Regions from separate parts of the Homo sapiens genome. Here regions 2 and 3 are each linked to region 1. Evidence: chromatin contacts called from ENCODE Hi-C or POLR2A ChIA-PET data. All regions are on one chromosome and are shown on one strand. Each heading gives the region's core, a stretch centred on a gene start or an enhancer-like site at or near the end of the contact. The rest is flanking DNA. Distances are from core to core; before and after follow the strand shown.

Region 1 (3,619 bases), core at 710-3,209:
CCACGTGGGCTCTCGTGTCCTCTCAAGCTATTCTCTTTCCCCTACTCTGTGGGCCACCATGCACCCCATGCTGTACAGGATGTCCCACCCCAGCCTTGGCTCCATCAGCTCGAGAGAGAGTCATCCTGCAGCACCCACCCCAGTTCTCCAGGTGGTCCCGACCCTGCCCCGTGACTCCTGCTCTAAGCCCCCCAACCAAGGCAGATGCCCACCTACCCTCCCAAGACTTCGTGCTGGCACACCTCGTAACCCGCAGAGATGGAGGTCTCCTTGACGCTCACTACCCGGTGTTCAAAAGGAGCTGGTGGGGCCGGACTGTCATCTGCTCAGGAGGCAATAAGGACCTGTGAGCCTCCTCTGTGCAGCCCACACCTCTCGGTCACCTGTGCCAGACCCACTTAGCTTCTCTTGGTCCACCAGGCCCTATGTACAGCCCTGGTATTTGAAACCTTTTCTCCAAACCATCTCAGTAGAGCCATCCATTCGGCAGAGAAGGGAGCCCGTGACAGACAGCACTCAAACCCAGGTCTCCCGGCACCCAGGACAGTGCCCTTGGCAAGGCCGAGAAGTTCTATCCAGTCTGTTCATGACATCTAGAAGGTGATCCTAGTGGATCTGTGTGGCCCACAGGAAACAGAGGGCCCATGTGGACAAGGTGATGGGGCAGTTAGTGACGCCACTATTTTTAAAGGGACTGTAAAGTCAGGGCTGTGGAAACTCATGAGGGTGTTATGAGAGGGAGGCAGCTGGAGAAATAAACATCCACCCTCTCTCCTCTCACCCTCCATCTCCTGCCAGCTGAGCCCAACCAGAAGCTCAGCATGACAGCCCGTGATGGAGCCAGAGGGGCAGGCCCCGGGGCACAGGATTGGGGAGGGGGTGGACAGGGGATCTGTCGGCAAGGGAAATAGAGGACGGCCAGCACTTGGAAAGGTTTGCTTGTTTGTTTGTTTTTTAATGGTTTAGGGTTGTTTTATTTTAATCTTGTCCTTCAGAGGTGATATGAATACCTAGAAATGTTACAGGAAATAGACTAAATGAATAAAACAGAATCTAGAACACACAGCAAGTGCAGTGGTATGAACCGGTTGTGCACCAAGGGCTGGAAGGAAGTTGGCTCGGGCTAGCGTTTGTTCAGTGCTCGCCATGGGAGCACTTTGCCTGCTCTCCAACTACCGGGAACACCGACAGTGGTCCGTGGACAATTCTCAGACCAAGGAGGGTGTGACCCTAGGGCTGGAGGGGTTGAGGGCTTTTAGATCATAAGAACACACCCTGGGTCACTAGCCCGGGTGGGTGGGAATGGCTGACAGTGGTCACAGACACCAATTCATGTCTTCGCTTTTTAACAGAGCCTTCTCTCTCTCAATCCAAAATGAGACTCATGGTGGCAAGCTCAGGTGGGCAGGTGGCGGTAAGAAATCTCCCCAGTGGCCAGGCACAGCGGCTTATGCCTGCAATCCCAAAGCTCTGGGAGGCCGAGGCTGGAGGATCACTTGAACCTGGGTCAAGCCTGCAGGGGACTATGATCATGCCACTGGACTCCAGCCTGGGCAACAGAGCAAGACCCTGTCTCCAAAAAAGGAAATGTACCCAGGTGGGCCACACGTGTCCCCTCTCCCTTACCCCTGCAGCCAGCCCAAGTTCAGGCCCCACATCTCTGCGCCTTGGTCTCCAGCCCCAGGATGTACCTGGAGATGTTCCCGACTCTTGGACGCCCCCAGACTCATATGATCTACCCCTGGAAGCTACAGGAAGACTCCCCAGGAGTAGGGGCTCCAAACTCCCTCCCCTCAGGGCTCGTGTCTAGCCAGGCAACAGCCCCACTTACCCAGAACCACGCTGCCAGCCTCGGCGCCTGGGGGCATCCTCCTTACTGCTTCAGCTCTCACCGGAGCCCTGGCTGCACAGTCCTGCTCAGGCTCAGGGTTTCCCGCCCCTGGGCTTTTGCCCTGCTGCAGGCCCAGGGCCCCAACCTCGTGGTCATTGTCGTCACTCCTGGCCAAGCTTGGTCTCGTGCCAGGCTCGGCCCCAGCCCTTTGCTCCTCCTCTGCCTTCACTCCCCCGGGGCTGCTGCTCTCCTGCAGCGGGGAGAGCTCTCTGGCTCCTTCAGGGGTCTGTTCTCCGGGCTCAGTCCCAGGGGCTTGGAGGCAGCGCCCGGTCCCAGGTGGGCCCTGCTTGCCTGGCTGGGCAGCTGCTGGAGCCTCTGTGGTGAGGGTGGGTCCAAGGCTGCCCCTGCCTGTCATCAGCATCTCCCCAGGAGTATCCATCTCTTGTATGTGGATGGAGATCCTGGGGTGGAGAGAAACATGGTGCTGAGGTTAGAGGCAAGGACTCTGGAGTCAGAACAGACGTGGGTTCCAATGCCCACTGCTGCCATCATTGACAATGGCCCTGGGGCCCTGCTAGACAGGACACCAGGGCAGGAGCTGACTTCAGTGACAGTTGGTGCCATCAGCTCCCAGGATCCCACCGGATGAGGGTCCTGGGAAGCTTGAGAATGGACAGGGGTGAGGACCATACACCCCTGAGAACCTGCTTCTGTCCCAGGAGAACTGAGGCCTGTAGGCGGGAGGCCCGGGTCCCTCTACCTTCCCCTGGGCCCAGTTTCCCTTTCACTTAAATGAAGATAAGGAGAAACCAACTCAAACGTCACACTGGAAGCCCCAGATCAGAAGTATTTGTTTAAAATCAGTCAATTCCAGCTGGGCACAGTGGCTCACACCTGTAATCCCAGTGCTTTGGGAGGCCAAGGTGGGAGGATCCCTTGAGGCCAGGAGTTTGAGACCAGCCTGGGCAACATAGCAAGACCCCACCTCTACAAAAAATAATTTTAAAAAACTTAGCCAGGAGTGGTGGTCCCAGATACTCAGGAGGCTGAGGCAAGAGGACTGCTTAAACCCAGGAGATGGAGGCTACAGTGAGCTATGATCATACCACTGCACTCCAGCCTGGGCGACAGAGTGAGAGACCCTGTCTCAAAAACTAAAATAAAATAAAATCAGGCAATTCTCATAAAAGACTAGACTTTCTGTTCATCTTGAACAAACAGAAGAGCTGGCTGTGCTGGGCCCACGTGCCCACATGGTTGAGGAACAGCTCTCCACTTCAGCACAGGCCCTGCGCACCCTGGCAATGCCCCAGCTCACTTCACTCATTTTCACTGCCCAGACTCTGCAATACTAGGGTTTGTGAGCCCAGATGGAGGTGGGAAAGGCCCTCTGAGCCCCGACCTCTAGAAGGAAGGACCCTGATCCTGGCAGTCAAGTCACCCGGGAATCCAAACCCTCTCTCTCCGAGTCTCCCCACCTCTGGCTGCCTCTTGGTGGGGCTTCTTTTTGCTGGGCCACAATCCCACAGCACGGGGTCTATGTGTGTTAGGGGGTGAGGGTGACAGTGTCTGGCGGGGACTGAGTCTCAGCAGGGAGGCAGGTGGCCTCGATTCTGGGCTTAGCTCTGCCAGCAGGTTGCTGGACAGCTTTGGATAAGTCTGGCCTCAGTTCTCTCTTTTCTCTTCAGGGACGGTGATACCTTACAGATGCACCAAGAGTCAACCAAGAGAGGAAGGCACAAATGCAGGGGTTCAAAAGGGCTAAAATGGCACAACTGCTGTGGAAAA
Region 2 (4,016 bases), core at 325-2,824, 73 kb before region 1:
TTGAGAGCTGCACACGAACTGTACACAAGTGCTCATCATTCTCCTTCTAGGTGCTCTGGTGCCTGATCAACTCAAACGCCTCTCTCTTTGAGCAGTGTCTATCAGCAGGGGCTGTTTTTGCAGTTCATTAACCTGATGACCACCAATTTCAGGCTTGAGGATGAGTCAGAAACATGAATTTCTAGGCAAAGAAGGGATCATCTGGACTCTAAGAATCACTGGTTTCCTGGGTAGAGGCAGGAAAGGGAGGGTAGGAAAGTCTAACACGGCAGGCATCTCTCATCCAGTCACAGCATCTTCCTAGATGTGTCCCCCCAAACTATCCCCTAGTCTTGGAATTTAATGCCATTCAGCACCAAGCCTGCCCTGGTTCAGCGTTTCCATCCACCTGTGAGGGATTCCCCACCACACCCCAATTAAGGACAGGTACTTTTTTGTAAGACACAATAAAAATTACTAAAAAAGGAGAACAGGGAATAGCAGACACACAAAGCACAAAGCCAAATATTTATTACATCCAATAGACATAAAATTACTCTGTCAAATTGCTATAAAGGGTTTTAAATGCTAAGTCAATTTCTAAATATCTATTTCACTACAGGCAGCCAAGAGTATAACTTGCTTCAGCCCATGGGTCTGAGGAGCCTGGGACTGCAGGCCAAAGCACTGGCCTCAGAAGGCTAAATAAACTATTGGACTTGATGTTCCATGAGAATTCATACAACCCTCTGCAGAACTTCCCCATCCCCAATCCCTCAAAGCTCTTCTTCACTGCTCTCCTGCACAAACCCTTACCATCTTCTGTAACTACAGGTCTGTCTTCACAGCAGACTAACGTTCTTGAAGCTAGAGGCTATGATCTTCTTCACCTTTAGATTCAGTGCCTAACTATATCTGGTACCCAGTTTTTGTTCAACAAAAAAAATCTGTAAGTTAAGGATACTAGCAGTGCTTTTGTTTCACTTTTATTTACTTTTGTTGGTTTATTATTTTTAAAATTGGGTTTACCTCAACCCAGAAAATAAGAGATAATTTACACACTGTACTGACATTACCTTACTTGCAAACCAAGCTCTCCAACTCAAGTGTTCTTGACTCATGTCTTTTCTACTATTCCAGTTGTATTTCACAAAACATGTAAATAATATGGACATGTCAAGCCATAATCAGGTTTATACGGGGTAAACTAACACCTACAAAGAACAGAAAGGGTTTGCTGGACTATGACATACCACAGAATGGCTTAACATTTGATACATTTTAGTGGTACTAATTTTATAACTTTGGGAAACATCTGTTCATGTAAAGCCCAGCAAGGGCTAGTCATCAAGTGCTAGCAATGGGAGGGCAGATGGTGAGGGGTTAAGTGATGTAGTCATTTGAAAATGTCTATAAATTTTCCCTTTAAGAGGTGGAGCTTAATTCTCCTTACCCTTGAATATAGGCTAGACTTAGTGACTCCCCACTTACAGAATAAGGCAAAAATGAGCATGTCACTTCCACAGGGAGGCCACTGAAAGGCACTGTGGTTTCCTTCTTGCTTTCATACTCAGGGGAAAGCCAGCCACCATGCTGTGAGGACACTCTATGGAAGGGCCGTCAAGGAGAGGAACTGGGGCCTCTGCCCTCAAGGAAAGGAACTTAGGCCTCTGCCCTCAAGGAGAGGAACTGGGGCCTCTGCCCTCAAGAAGAGGAACTGGGGCCTCTGCCTAACAGCCAGGTCAGTGAGCAGAAAAGTCAGCCCCAGTCAAAGCATCAGATGACTGCAGCCCCAACCAGTATCTTGTTTGCAACCTTACACCACACTCTTTGCCAGAACCACCAGCTAAGCTGCTCCCAAATTCCTGATCCAGAGACCTGTGAGATAAATGTTTGCTGTTTTAAGACAGTAAGTTTTGGGATGGTTTATTATATAGTAGGTAACTAGTATCGGTGGTGAGCCTTTGGGGGGTTTATGTGAATTCATCATGCCTTGGGAAAAGCAGGGTAAAGTTGAGGAAAGAAAAGGGGTATAAATGACTAAAAGAGTAGATGCTGCCTTGTTCAACAAGTGCTTAAAACTAGAGTTAAGTGAGCTCTGTGAATATATGAGAATGACTATTAAACTCTATAGCCATACTACTAGTACTTTTTATCAATTAAAGATAGTATGAAAGGGGAAAAAAAGCTCCAAAATTGTTAATAGCATCTTTATTGTTTCACTGGTGCAAAAAAAAAAATCATAATTGTGATGCATTTCCTGCTAAATTTACAATGAAGGTGATACATAAATTATATAGATCACAAGTTTTCTTTTATACTATTTAAAACCCAATTATATTGATAAATATGTCCAGAGGACAACATGGGTTCTTAATGGATGGCTGAGTCCAAATATGCAAAATATAGCTTCTGGTTTTGACCATGGTGCTTTAAAATTCTCAAACATGCATTAATATATTCTAGTTTTAGGGAAAATCTTACACATGGCCTTATCTTGCAATTTAGGGGAAAGCCCAAGATGAATTTCACATACAGTATTCCTTTCTTCTAAATTAATCTCAAACTGGACTAGAAAACAAGAGACAGACGCTTTTGGGTTAGTACTCCCCAGGAATGAAGAAAATACACAATCAACAATGAAGCAAACAAACAAACAAAAAAAAGGAGAGCTTCATTAGTAGCCAAGATAAGTGCTTGTGGGTTTTGTGTTTTTTTTTTTTTTTTTTTTTACAGATCACAGGAATTTTAAATTGCAGATCAGTCATGCTACTTGGGGTGATCAGAAAGACTTGAACACTTACCAAGTGAATAATTTTATTAAGGTCCTGAAGGTGAGTGTCCGGAGGTGCTGGGTAAAACACATCACAGGTAAGAAATGGGAAACCTACCTCAGCATTTCTGAAAGGCACAATCTATGGAAGGGAAACCTAGCGTAATAAAACCCTCACTGGATGTACATGGAAAGGAGTATGGTGAGCTATTTCCTTTTTAAAGGATGAGACCTTCATAAATTGGCCCCTCGGATTCTGGTGATTCCCGCCGCAAGCGCAAATGCTCCAGTGTGTTATGAAAATGTTTGTTAATCTGCTCTGTTTCTTCACTGGATTCAAGATTCGGGAGGTCTTCTCGAATCTTTTGGATAAGCTGGTTTAAAACCTGAATTGTTACCTACAAAAGAATATGTACAAATTCATGATCAAGCACGTACCACAAAAAATGAAAGGCAATTTAATAAAACTGTTTTGAGGAGCTTCTGTTACACTCATCAATTACCTGAGTAATTATGAAAAAAGAAAGATGGGGATACAATTCCTAGTTTGAACAATTACTGACTATCAAAAAAAAAAAAAAAAAAACAACCCTTTAAAACAAGCAAAATTGGCTCGGCTCAGTGGCTCATCCCTGTACTCCCAGCACTTTGGGAGGCTGAGGTGGGCAGATCACTTGAAGTCAGGAGTTTTGAGACCAGCCTGGCCAACATGGTGGAACCCCATCTCTAGTAATAATACAAAAATTAGCTGGGCGTGGTGCCGGGCGCCTATAATACCAGCTATTCAGGAGGCTGAGGCATGAGAATTGCTTGAACCTGGGAGGCAGAGGTTGCAATGAGCTGAGATTGCCACTGCACTCCAGCCTGGGTGACAGAGCCAGACTCTGTCAAAAAAAGAAAAACAAGCAAAATTTTATTTAACTTACAAATCTTGACCAAAACTGTATTGCTAAAAGGATACTGCGTTTAGGAATTATTATTATTATTATTTTTGAGACGGAGTTTCACTCTTGTTGCCCAGGCAGGAGTGCAATGGCACAGTCTTGGCTCACTGCAGCCTCCACCTCCCAGGTTCAAGCGATTCTCCTGCCTTAGGCTTCCAAGTAGCTGGGATTACAGGCGCCTGCCACCACGCCTAGCTAATTTTTGTATTTTTAGTAGAGATGGGGTTTCACAATGTTGGCCAGGCTGGTTTCAAACTCCTGACCTCAGGTGATCTGCCTGCCTCAGCCTCCCAAAGTGCTGGGATTACAGGCATGAGCCA
Region 3 (3,900 bases), core at 689-3,188, 99 kb after region 1:
ACATAATCATGCTTTTGTTATGGCAGCCAAAGCTGGGTAAGCTGATTTTATATGAAAGAATAAATATGGGGGAGGGGGTGTATAACAAAATGAATGTGATCTTTCCAAATAAAACGCTGATCTTGTTTTGTTGAACAGTTTTTCAGAAACTCCTATAAGTTTATTATCCTTTGCTCTTTTATATAAAAATAGCCATAAAAAGTGGCTATTTTTCCCAAAAGGTTGCTTTATGCCAATTAGAACAAAGTCAGGATTTGCAAATACTTGTGCCTTACAGAAATTGGAATGCATAACGCATACCATGTAAACCTTACACTTCTACACAATTAACTGGAATAATTGGAAATGATTTAAACACTGAAATAATCTCCCGCAAAGAGTCATATTGCAAAGTCCAGTTTTGTCAAAATTTAACAAATTTAGTTCAGTAGTAAGAATGAAAGTAACTCTTTGGAAAACATGACTAAACTGTTTTTATACTGCATACTGGTATAGCTCCTACACTGTATTTCTTGCACAACCTTTTTCTGATAAGCATTTTTACTACAGCCCATAAAGGATACTTAATAAAACATGTAACATGTTTTCTGTTAAAAGATTTGAAAAACCTACAAGAATTCTCCTTGAAAAATGCACTAAAATCAGCTTATTAAAAAGTCTCCAGCCATTTCAAATTACTCTTGATTTAAAAAAAAAAAAAGGCGGTGGGGGGAGGGGAGGAGAGAAAGGTAGTCATTTTGAAAAAATCCACTCAGTGGAAAAGGAAAAAACACACCCAGATCTACATGTTGGTAACAAACGAGGGCCTTACGAATGGTTTTAACTGAAGTAGTTTTAACTCATTAGATGTTAAGGCTTAAAGGAATGTCTATTATTCCAGTAAAGAATTGAGACACGCTTCAACACAGCGATCACTGAAATGAGATGTTTTAAATTACAACTATTACACCATGAACTCAATGTAGAAAGGAATCGTTTCAAATTCAAGAAACGAGATAGAGAGATAGAGAGATAGAGAGAGACAGACAGAGAGAGAGAGAGAGAGAGAGAGAGAGAGAGAGAGAGAGACACACAGAGACATTCAGACAGACAGGGATACAGATCTGGAAGCAGACAGGCCAAATTTGTAACAGTGGATACTGCGAGGGGTGGGGAAGTTAGGAGCGCCCAAAAAGGAGGAAGGGCTTAAACAGGGGCTTTATTCAATCATGACCCATTAAAAACGATGTAAAGGCAGGATTCGCGATTGCACAGCAAAAATATAATAAATAGATGAGGAAGGGGAAAAAATCTCCAAATTCGCCGAAACTCAAAATCATTACACGCGGCCCCCTTTGTCCCACTCAGGCGCCCGCCCCGGTCGCGGAGGGGCCGTTTTGGGGAAGCCCCGCACCCGTCGGAACCGGGAACAAAGCCGCCCCGGCCGCAGGAGGGGTTCTCGGAGCTAGGGCCTGGCCTCGGAGGCGGGCGTGCGGCACACTCTCGCCGGGGCTGCGGCCCGCAGGCTCCCACCGCTGTCACCGCCGCCGGCGAGGAGAGTCTGGGGCTCCAGACAGCCGCCCGGTGAGCCCACCAAAGGCGCGCTCCTCCAGTGGCCGGGACACAGCAAGAAGGGGCTTGGCCGTCTGGCCGCCGCCAGGTGGACGCTGGCGGGCCACGGCCCCGGGCTTTTCCCGGGAAACCCCTCGGTGCAGCCCGACCGGCCCCGGATCCCCGCCGCCGCCGGCGGGCCCCAGGATCTGCCCACCGCTCGGCCTCCGGGAGCCCGGCGAGGCCCCCCTCCACAGACAACGGCCGCCAAGCCACTGCCGCCCGCCCGCGCGCCCGGCCCCCGGCACCCACCTGTTGGTCGCACTCGGGGCATGATTTGGTGGCCATCTTCACTTTCTTGGCTCGAGTTGCAGACATGCTCCTCTCCCTTAGCGGCGGCAGCAGCGACGGCTCGGGCTCCTCCCCTCACACTTCGGCAGCCCGGCCTCCGCCCGCCCAGTCCCCGCGGGCCTCAAACAAGCCTCTGGCGGGTGCGCGCGCGCGCGTGCGCGAGCTCGCGCGGGACCTGGGCGCCAAGGGGGCGGGGCGGAGCGTCGGCCGGCGGCTCCTGGGGACCGCGACACGCGCTCCCACGGCGGCTCGCGACCCACAGCCCGCCCGCGAGCTCGCCCAGAGTATCACGAGACGAGGGGAGACCTCCCCCCCCTCCGCCAGACCGCCCCGGCGCGGCAGTGGCCACGCCTCCTCTCGGCCTGGCCGACTACGAGGGGGCAAGGCCTGGGCGGGACTCGGCAGTAACGGGCGTCGAGTTCGACCAACGAATGCATAGGTAGGGCGGGCCGTAGTGCTGGGCACGCCCCATCCCCACAGAGACCGTGGGAGCGAAGGCTGGGGAATGAATGGTGAAGGGCGTAGCGTGGATCCTGGCATTTAATAAACTTAAGTAGATGTTACCAAGGCTAATCATTGAGAAATTATGATAGACATTTTATGAGACCACTGGACCCAGCAGCAGAGTGAAAATTCATTTATTTATTCAATATATAATTGCCTAAGTCCCACTGTCAGGAAAATTTGAATAAAATGCAGTGTCAGCCTTCAAGGAGCAGCCTAGCTGTGTAAACCAGTGCTACTCACTATCAAGATGAGGGATCAGATGTTTTTCTTTTTCCAATCTGTCCGTGACTGATACTTACTAAATTAACATTAAAATTAAATTATTCGAGGCTGGGCGCAATGGCTCACGCCTGTAATCCCAGCACTTTGGGAAGCCGAGGAGGGCGGATCTCTTGAGCCCAGGAGTTCCAGACCACCCTGGGCAACATAGCGAGACCCCCATCTCTACAAAAAGTAAAAGATTTTTAAAAATTAGCTGAGCGTGGTGGCCCATGCCTGGAGTCCTAGCTAGTAGAGAGGCTGAGGTGGGAGGATCGCTTGAGCCTATGAGATTGAGGCTTCAGTGAGCCGAGATTGTGGCCACTGCACTCCAGCCTGGGCGACAGAGCGAGACTCCGTCTCAAAAAAAAGAAAAAGAAAGAAAAAGTGAAATTTAAAAACAACTATGCAAAACGTAAGCTTACTTTTAAATATTTAATTTGACAGACCCAAAGTTATACTTAATAAACAATCAGAACAAACATAACAGAAAGAAAATTTACAAACTGTACACTTGGCTCAGAGAAAATTTACCAATATGCATTTATTACAGAGACTGGCTATTCCACTGATAACTTTTTATTCAACAATTGTTAACTAAAGCAAAGTTATGAGTTACAATTTTACATAGTAAATGCCTGTAAGCACACTTTGTATAAATAACAGTTATATAAATGTTTAAAGCTTTTAATATGAAACCCACGAAATTGCTTCCTGTTTGGTCCATTTACAGGCATACCTTGGAGGGACTGGGGGTTCAGTTCCAGGCCATTGCAAAAAAGAGAGCCACACTCAATTTTTTGTTGTTGTTTCCCAGTGTATATAATAAACATGTTTCCACTATACTGTAATATATTAAAAGTACAATAGCATTATGTCTAAAAAACAGTGTACACACGTTGATGTTAAAATTGGGCTAAAAATCCTGGGCAAAATGGTGAAACCCGTCTCCACAAAAAATTAAAAAATAGCCATGTGGTGACAGCGTATGCCTGTAGTCCCAGCTACTCAAGAGGTTGAGTTGGAGGATCCACTGAGCCCAGGAGGTCAAGGCTGCAGTGAACCATGATTGCGCCATTGCACTTCAGCCTGGGTGACAGAGAAAATCCCTGTCTCAAAAAAAAAAAAAAAAAAAAAAAGGAGTTAATCTTCACAAACCCTGCCACTGCTTTATCAACTAATATTTATGTAATATTCTAAATCCTTTGTTGCCATTCCACTATGTTCACAGAATCTTCCCCAGGAGATTCCATC

What was found. A loop is a pair of places that touch in the nucleus more often than their neighbours do. ChIA-PET counts read pairs that join two places held with the same protein, here RNA polymerase II (POLR2A). Pooled maps may share reads with other maps.
Region 2: a map of dorsolateral prefrontal cortex shows a loop between it and region 1 (1.8-fold over the local background). The contact joins two enhancer-like sites. A Hi-C loop is called at or near these places in 1 of 168 maps with a recorded cell type or tissue (dorsolateral prefrontal cortex). POLR2A ChIA-PET finds 5 or more read pairs at or near these places in 4 of 52 experiments (CD4-positive, alpha-beta T cell, Panc1, T-cell and 1 more).
Region 3: a loop to region 1 is called in a map of HepG2, with 18 times the contacts of the local background. The contact joins the promoter of C16orf87 here to the enhancer-like site in region 1. A Hi-C loop is called at or near these places in 2 of 168 maps with a recorded cell type or tissue (HepG2 and K562), 2 of 37 single-sample maps with no recorded cell type and 11 of 50 pooled maps. POLR2A ChIA-PET finds 5 or more read pairs at or near these places in 5 of 52 experiments (HEK293, OCI-LY7, activated B cell and 2 more).

Annotation. Positions count from the first base shown.
Region 1 is chr16:46,730,377-46,733,995 of GRCh38, forward strand. It overlaps MYLK3 (myosin light chain kinase 3), which reads right to left. Exons shown (of 13, transcript NM_182493.3): 4 at 1,832-2,292; 5 at 217-322. Among named protein-coding and RNA genes, the nearest start is that of MYLK3, 16 kb to the right of the region's middle. Within about 2 kb of position 1,960, at least 2 of the 41 ENCODE cell types and tissues checked have a DNase peak (open chromatin) inside an H3K27ac peak, as active enhancers do.
Region 2 is chr16:46,657,502-46,661,517 of GRCh38, forward strand. VPS35 (VPS35 retromer complex component) reads right to left here. Exons shown (of 17, transcript NM_018206.6): 17 at 1-3,150. The coding sequence ends at 2,971. Among named protein-coding and RNA genes, the nearest start is that of VPS35, 30 kb to the right of the region's middle. Within about 2 kb of position 1,575, at least 5 of the 41 ENCODE cell types and tissues checked have a DNase peak (open chromatin) inside an H3K27ac peak, as active enhancers do.
Region 3 is chr16:46,829,242-46,833,141 of GRCh38, forward strand. C16orf87 (chromosome 16 open reading frame 87) reads right to left here and starts at 1,939. Exons shown (of 4, transcript NM_001001436.4): 1 at 1,843-1,939. The coding sequence starts at 1,908. RefSeq lists a silencer at 1,636-2,285.